Linked DNA regions of Homo sapiens: regions 2 and 3 are each linked to region 1. The links are chromatin contacts, found by Hi-C or POLR2A ChIA-PET in ENCODE. All regions are on one chromosome and are shown on one strand. Each heading gives the region's core, a stretch centred on a gene start or an enhancer-like site at or near the end of the contact. The rest is flanking DNA. Distances are from core to core; before and after follow the strand shown. Region 1 has its middle 270 kb from the start of LINC02914. Region 2 holds the start of LINC02295 (long intergenic non-protein coding RNA 2295). Region 3 has its middle 38 kb from the start of LINC02295.

Region 1 (2,579 bases), core at 25-2,524:
CCACAGAAGAGGGAAGAGACAGAAACAGAAAGAGAAGCTTCCTTTGACATTTGAGGTGTCTGGACTCCTCCAGGTAGCAAACTGGTTTTCATGGTGCACACAGAGGAGGGATGATATCGGAGCTCAAGTACAGTGCCCCAGCAACACGTACAGATCGTGTACTCACAGGGACACAGTTTCACATTGTGAAGCCGCATCAATAGGAAGGGAGGGAGGAAGGGAAGAAAGGGAAGGAGGAAAGGAGAAAGGGAACGAAAGAAGAAAGAAAAGAAGGAATGAAGGAAAGAAGGAGGGAGGGAGGGAGGAAGAGCAAAAAGCCTGCAGCATTTTGACAAACCAAAAAGGAAAGGGATGACTTCTGACGTTTACCTATTTTGAGGACTGAACCCAAAGGACTGAGGTGACACCAAATAGGACAAATGTTGGTTCCTAGAGCATGGTGACCTCATTGCATAGCTATCAAAGAGCACAACGTCTTCAGAGTCAGGCAGATCCAGATTGGAGTCACACCCCCTGCCCTGCTGCTTACCAGGCTGAAGGCTCCTGGTGGAACATCTCTGGCTGGTCTGGGTGAGACCCCATAGGCCACTTCCCCACCCACAGACTTTACTTCCACAGAGCTCACCCTACTCGTGACATATGGGGTTGATCAACTGTTAAGCCCAGTCTCTTCTCCTGGCCTGGAAGCTCCAGGCAGGGCACTGTATATAAGACTGATTATAGCTGAAATCCCAGAGCTTGGTGCAAGGCTACAGAGCTCAAGAAAGATTCTCCAGAGAGCAGAAGCCAAAATCAGACCAGGATAATGAGTGATGGGACAATCATGATGAATAGGGCGATGACACAAAGTGTAGCCACCTTTGATTGAGCATCTATTCTACACCCGGTGCCCTCGTAGGAACTTCGGGTTCACTGACTGCTGAACGCCACCAATAGTCCTTTGAAGTTGGGACTGATAACTCCATTTTATAGATGGGGGAAGGATGCTCAGAGTAGCAAGGTGGCTTTGCTACAACCGCATAGCTAACTAATAACATAGGCAAGACTGAAACCAGCTCTAAGGATCCCCTAAAACACTGTTCTCTCTTTTGCCCCCGCGTGTCTCAAAGGGGTCCTCCATGGACGAGGTGACCCAGAGATGCAGCCATGGAGGGTAGAGCAAGAAGTGCAGCCTCAGCACTTCACTGACCCAGTCAGCGGCCTCTGCAGGGCTGGCCCAGCCGCAGCTTCAGATCCACCCCGCCAGCCAATCAGCCCACGACAGGAAGCTCTTTCTGCAACTCATCTGCCCTTATCTCCTGGCAGAGCGGCTCTGTGAGGTCACGATCACCACACCTTATCAGAACATCTGCACCTACTGGGGACACAGCCCAACAGGCTCAAAACAGCAATTTCCTTTAGGTCTTCTCCTCAGAACTCCGCATCACAGGCACCACAAATTAAAATAAGAACCCCAAACTGAAACTTTAGGGAGGTCCTCCCTTGTAGGGCCTAGCCTGGAGCAGAGGCCATGGGAAACTATAGGTAGCAAGTACCTTGTCTTCCACCATCTGGTGAGCTCTTGGCTGTCCTGCAGAAGCCCAGCTCAAATGTCCTTCCCCCTAGATTTCCCAGTGTCTCCTCTGTCAGGCCTCTGAGCCCAAGCCAAGCCATCGCATCGCCTGTGACCTGCACGTATACGCCCAGATGGCCTGAAGTAACTAAAGAATCACAAAACAAGTGAATATGCCCTGCCCCACCTTAACTGATGACATTCCACCACAAAAGAAGTGTAAATGGCCGGTCCTTGCCTTAACTGATGACATTACCTTGTGAAAGTCCTTTTCCTGGCTCATCCTGGCTCAAAAAGCACCCCCACTGAGCACCTTGCAACCCCCACTCCTGCCCACTGAGCACCTTGCGACCCCCACTCCTACCCGCCAGAGAACAAACCCCCTTTGACTGTAATTTTCCTTTACCTACCCAAGTCCTATAAAACAGCCCCACCCTTATCTCCCTTCGCTGACTCTCTTTTCGGACTCAGCCCGCCTGCACCCAGGTGATTAAAAGCTTTATTGCTCACACAAAGCCTGTTTGGTGGTCTCTTCACAGGGACGTGCATGAAATTTGGTGCCGTGACTCGGATCGGGGGACCTCCCTTGGGAGATCAATCCCCTGTCCTCCTGCTCTTTGCTCCATGAGAAAGATCCACCTATGACCTCAGGTCCTCAGACCGACCAGCCCAAGAAACATCTCACCAATTTCAAATCCGGTAAGTGGCCTCTTTTTACTCTCTTCTCCAACCTCCCTCACTATCCCTCAACCTCTTTCTCCTTTCAATCTTGGCGCCACACTTCAATCTCTCCCTTCTCTTAATTTCAATTCCTTTCATTTTCTGGTAGAGACAAAAGAGACATATTTTATCCATGAACCCAAAACTCCGGCGCCGGTCACGGACTGGGAAGGCAGCCTTCCCTTGGTGTTTAATCATTGCAGGGATGCCTCTCTGATTATACACTCACGTTTCAAGGGTGTCAGACCACGCAGGGACGCCTGCCTTGGTCCTTCACCCTTAGCGGCAAGTCCCGCTTTCCTGGGGC
Region 2 (2,579 bases), core at 41-2,540, 850 kb before region 1:
AAAAAACAGAACATGGAAGTAAAAAAAGAGAGTGATTTTCCAGCAGGTTCCTGCAGAGCCCTTCTCTTGATTCCTGAGAGGTTCAATTAACGGATGCAAGTCATAAAACAGTGCATTTTCTCTCTGCTATGATGCATTGTTTTTAATCTCACTGCCTTGTATTATATCACATTCCTATAATTCTTCCGACAGGAAAAGGCTTGTTTCATAAAAATATAGTCCCCAGCATTTGAAATATAAGTTCACATGCAAGCAACATATATATCACCAAGCTGGCAAACTAACTCACTTACTTAATCCACTAAACTTCAGGTGCTTTCTATATTATGTGAAATGGCTTGAAACAGGCAGAAGCTGCCAGGACCCATCACGGCTTCTTTGCTCAAGAGAGACAAGAGGAGAAGGGGAGAAGGGAGCGGGGGGAGTGGAAATTCCCTCAGTGGATTCCACAATAACATGCCTTTCATTATCACCCAGTGTCAGGACACTGGGTAATGTTCATTGTGCATGCACAATAAATTACTATTTACCTGGCAGTGCTTTTGATAAGCTCGTCTCCTCACCCCCTTTCTGTCCATGCAGCACAGAGCAGCGAAACCCCTTTGCCTATAATTCTTATTAAGGTGATACCTTTTCTGAATAAGAAAGTACACACTTCCAAAGCTGGCACTCTCTGGGGTTTTTAAGGGACATTGTTTTTATTGGTTCCCTTTTATTTCTTCCACCCCACTGTGTTTTAATGCTATAGTGACTTCTGTGTATACAACTCTCATATTGAAATGTCGGCTGCAGATATATGCAATATTAAAGAGCGCTTATGAATTTTTGACATCTAATTAGTCGCTACCCTGTTAACATGTCAGGACTCAGAGGGATTAGGGAGGCAGCCCTTTCTGAATAAGTTACAGTGAGGCTCCTGTCCTTTTCATGTATTATTCTTTAATGTAGGTGGTGATTATTTGGCTGTGATTAATTGATGAAGCCCATTGGTCTGGCAAGTGGTGCCGAATTCACCATTCCTCACTTTTATTTCTCTCAGTAGGGTTCTGCCACTTAATCGGAAGGACCTGCTTCCTTCCAGGCAATCTCTCTGTGCAGCGTTCTGGGGCAGAGGGACTGTTCTGGGTGACCCACCTAGACCCTTTCACAGCTCTTGGCTCCCTGGTCAGCAGTGGGTTTTGCATCCTGTCTTCTTGGACAAGCCCTGTGCCCTGTGCCCCCTGGCCAGGCATGTCTGAAATGCAGTGGCACCCCCTATACAAAGGCTTCCTGTTGCTCCCCTTTTCTCTCATATCTGATTTTCGAGCCTTGCTTTCTGGTACCTTTAACACCTGTAGCTCCCTGCCTGGCTCAGTTTACTTCTGGGTTCAGCTGCCTGCCAAGACGCCAGGTGACAATCGGGGCTCTCCAAGGCCGCTCCTGCCATTGTCTCCAGCTGTGGGGCCCAAGAAACCACACACGTGAGATGCACAGTCTGATATGGCCGGCTCTGCCCCTCTGGGTAAGTGATACCAAGCTCTAAAAAAAGGCAACAATGAGAAGCGGATGTTGGGGAGAGGGGACCTGCTGGCTGCTGCTTTTGGGCACTGCCCCATGGGTGTCAAACACCCTGCTGTGTGCAGGCAGCTTCCGCCTCCTAGGAACTCTATGCCCACACAGTCCTCCCAGAAGCTCCTGTCCCAGCTCCCTGGGCTCCCACGGAGGAATCCTCTTTCACAGTGGGTTCTTAGGAATGTCAGATCTGATAGTCTTGGATTTGAAGCTGGGCAAGATTTTTAACATTTTAGATAAAGCAAGCAGGGAAATGATTTGTGAGTATAGCTCTGTGTTTAAGCACAGGGAGAGGGAGGTGTTTTCTGCTTCACCGCATGACTCCCCTTCCATACACCCACATGTGCATGCAGGCACACACATGTATACACACAGGTGCATGCATCCATACACACAGACCCACACATGTACACATACAGGCCCACACACACCCATAGATAGACACACACACTCCCAGGTACACATGCAGGTGCACACACCCATGCACACACAGGCATACACAGGTACACACACAGACACACACTCTCTCTCCCACAGCTTTCTAGACAAAGGCTCTGCCATCAGACTTTCGTACCCTGGCCTCCTGGTTTTATGAACAAATAATTCCTTTTTTTGCAAAGCAGAATTCCCCGCCCCCATTATAAACTCCCACCATTCAAATCTATAATTGGGGGAGTAACAGAGCTGTGGCCGACTTATCTTTTTAAATGCACCGACCCTGGACGAGCCATCCTAAAAATGTGTAATTATAAATAAACCTTCACCTATGTCAGCTGGCAGGGTTTTTAATTACTGCACTTGATGTCAATCAAGGCCAGCTCTGGGTATGCATGTTAGGGGGCAATTTCAGAGGAATTTTGCGGACATAAGCTGTTTGCCTTATTCTATTATCTGCATTTAAAAGGGGAGAGGAGGAGATAAGGCGACAGCCAGGAGGGGAGAGAGAAAGAGCAGCTCATGGAAAGAAAATGGTGGGGGAGGCATTTTACCGAGGCTGCAGCATCCTGCTGGGGCTGGGGAGGGCAGAT
Region 3 (2,579 bases), core at 23-2,522, 810 kb before region 1:
GGCCATGGTGGGTGGCTGTTTATCTGTGTGTCCACAGCTGCCTACCAGGCATATTAAAGGCCATGAAATAAGGATGAGGCCTAGGAGGGGTAATTAAAGCCACGGTGACATTGATCTGCTGAGATTTCTGAGAGAGCCCAGAGCACACAGGGTGATTCTCCATCTTACCTCATGCAGGCCCAGCCTGATTGGCCCCCTGGGCATTGCTGGGGCCAAGGAACCTCACCTGTGGCCGGGAGACTCCCAGGGCAGAGCCACGCTGGCTTTAGAGGCTGTGCAAAACAGGAGGCCTGGGCCTGGGGGGCAGCCCAGCTGCTGCGCTTTGCCCTGAGAAGGCAGGAGCAGGCCAATCTATTAAAGACACAGGTCCCCATTCTCAAAGGTCTCGAAAGTTAACCTCTTCCCCTCCTAGGCCCAGAGACTCAGCCAGGTAGAGAACCTGAAATGCTCCAGGGTCATGCCATCTGCAGGGCAAGTCCATCTTTGCACATTGGCCCAGATGCCCACAAAAAGGTTGCAGTCTGGATGCAAATTAAGTCAACAGTTAATTCTTGACCCTCTACCCTGAGCTAGGAAGGGTGCTTACTTATAAAAATAGGAACATGTAATATTTTCTTGCAATAATAGTCTTTGCAAAGATGGACTCTTTGATCAGAACAATAATTGCATTCTTACTGTTATAGTTACCGATCAGTGTTTCTTTGTGATCATTTTAGCTTCAGTTTTACAATTAGCATAATGAATGAAATTAATTAATGTATGTTCAGAGTCAGAAAGAACCAACACTGGCTTTGGTTTTACCCATGACTTGGGCAAATCATTTGAGCATATTGTGTCTTCATCTCTCTATTGATAAATAGAGATAAAAGTAATCAGTGCCATAGATTGGAAAGGATCAAATGAAATGATTGCAAAATCACGAGCTTAGGAATCCTTAGTTCATTTGCTCCCTAGCTATATGTTAGATTCTTTCTTATACTTAAGATTATTACCTCCTCACAGTCCTGTGAAGTGGTCATCAGCCACGCACTTTACAGATGAGAAAACTGAGGCAGCAAATCCTTTCTGAGCTGTGATTCCATATGAGGAGACTCCATACCCACCCCATCTCAGAGGGGATTACTGAGGAGCTCACGCTGCAGGAAGCCCAAGTTATTTTTTGTCTTCCAGCTGCTAAAATCAGACAAGTAGAAGGCAGGTGCCCTGCCTCAAAGCCTGCGATTGCCTTCCTTCCTGCCTGCCCATGAACTGGCATGCACTGTACTTCGTTACATCATTGCAGCTTCTGGTCTTCCTTTGTGAAAACCTGGCCTGTTTTTTGCCCTCTTCCTTCGCCACACTGGTGGGGGATGGGAGCTGCCCCTCTGATCTTTGCACTGTAAAGGAAGTAGCAGCAACCCTATCAGATGGGAGGAGGGAGAAGTTTTCTTGGGGCCTAGAAAAAAAAATAGCCTGTCTCCCACACAAGTGGGGCACCTGCGGTGAGATCGCCGGTCTAAATATAAAGAGATGCTTTTTTTTCTCATGAGCTGTCTTGAGTGGTGTGAAAGATTCTTCCAGAATTTTGGAGAAGACGTACCTAACTAAAGTCCTAGAAAAAGCCCTGTCTCCTGTGATTTCTACCTGACTCTACCCTCTGTGTTTCTAAAGAGGGTGGTGCATGAGCTTTAATAGTGGAGAGCTGTGCACTGGCTGGAGGGTGGGAAATGCACATCTGAACACTGCTTCACATTAAATGCACTGCATTGCAAAGACCCTGATTAGAGAAAGGCTTGGAGAAATAAGTTACCAATTGTTGAATGCCCACGGTCTATGCGTCTGCTTACTTAATGTAGGTTTAATGTGAGTGCCATGAAGCCTCTTCTGGGTAATAGCAATCTTAGGCAACATTAGGGAACACTTACTGTGCATCGGTCCCTGGGCTGATCTTTTATTCCGGCCAAGGGGCCTCCCTAAGAAGAGTTTAGGATGACTGCTATGCACATTGAGGTTGGGTGACACACCCATGAGGGCATCACCCCAAATTAAACCTGGCCAGGCTGACAGCAGTCTGCCCTCAACAACTTGGTTGAAGAATGTTCTCTGCTTTCCATGCATGCCCTACTTGTGAACAACACCTAATTGATAAAGTGAAACTGTGTGTGGTTCTTGGTTGCCATATGTGTGGTCCACCTATGGAAAAGAAGAAAGACCTTCTCTTGAGACTTATTCTGTTCCAGCCTATAATCTTATAGTCATGATTCCAAAGAAGTTTTGCAAAACCAAAAGTAGTTTTTATCATTAATCTGGTGGTAAAACCTGACCTGAACTGATAGAACTAATATAAGGCTATTTATAGTCTTTATTTTTCTCATGTAATGTAAACAGTCATTTATTTCACTGCAAAAATGTTGTGTTCTATCCCTAAGTGCTGTCCTAGACTCCTCTGCAAGATGCTCTACGATATGTAATTATGAGACATATTATTTTAAATGTACCAAATTCTGATTTCTAAATTACATGTGGTTTCAAAGGTTTCTGAAAACAGATCGTGGGCCTGCAAACCAAATCTGTAGTCCCACTTTGAAGGTGTATCCTGT

What was found. Hi-C counts contacts between places; a loop is a spot of excess contacts on that map. ChIA-PET counts read pairs that join two places held with the same protein, here RNA polymerase II (POLR2A). Pooled maps may share reads with other maps.
Region 2: a map of CD4-positive, alpha-beta memory T cell shows a loop between it and region 1 (10-fold over the local background). The contact joins the promoter of LINC02295 here to the enhancer-like site in region 1. A Hi-C loop is called at or near these places in 2 of 168 maps with a recorded cell type or tissue (CD4-positive, alpha-beta memory T cell and naive thymus-derived CD4-positive, alpha-beta T cell) and 6 of 50 pooled maps. POLR2A ChIA-PET finds 5 or more read pairs at or near these places in 1 of 52 experiments (activated naive CD4-positive, alpha-beta T cell).
Region 3: a loop to region 1 is called in a pooled map, with 3 times the contacts of the local background. The contact joins two enhancer-like sites. A Hi-C loop is called at or near these places in 3 of 50 pooled maps. POLR2A ChIA-PET finds 5 or more read pairs at or near these places in 2 of 52 experiments (CD4-positive, alpha-beta memory T cell and naive thymus-derived CD4-positive, alpha-beta T cell).

What each region holds. Positions count from the first base shown.
Region 1 is chr14:98,983,582-98,986,160 of GRCh38, forward strand. No RefSeq gene overlaps it. Among named protein-coding and RNA genes, the nearest start is that of LINC02914, 270 kb to the left of the region's middle. RefSeq lists an enhancer at 1,322-1,940. Within about 2 kb of position 1,275, at least 4 of the 41 ENCODE cell types and tissues checked have a DNase peak (open chromatin) inside an H3K27ac peak, as active enhancers do.
Region 2 is chr14:98,134,697-98,137,275 of GRCh38, forward strand. It overlaps LINC02295 (long intergenic non-protein coding RNA 2295), which reads left to right and starts at 1,291. Exons shown (of 3, transcript NR_184268.1): 1 at 1,291-1,501. All of the region lies in intron 1 of LOC105370655 (a long non-coding RNA gene), which reads right to left.
Region 3 is chr14:98,172,204-98,174,782 of GRCh38, forward strand. No RefSeq gene overlaps it. Among named protein-coding and RNA genes, the nearest start is that of LINC02295, 38 kb to the left of the region's middle. Within about 2 kb of position 1,273, at least 4 of the 41 ENCODE cell types and tissues checked have a DNase peak (open chromatin) inside an H3K27ac peak, as active enhancers do.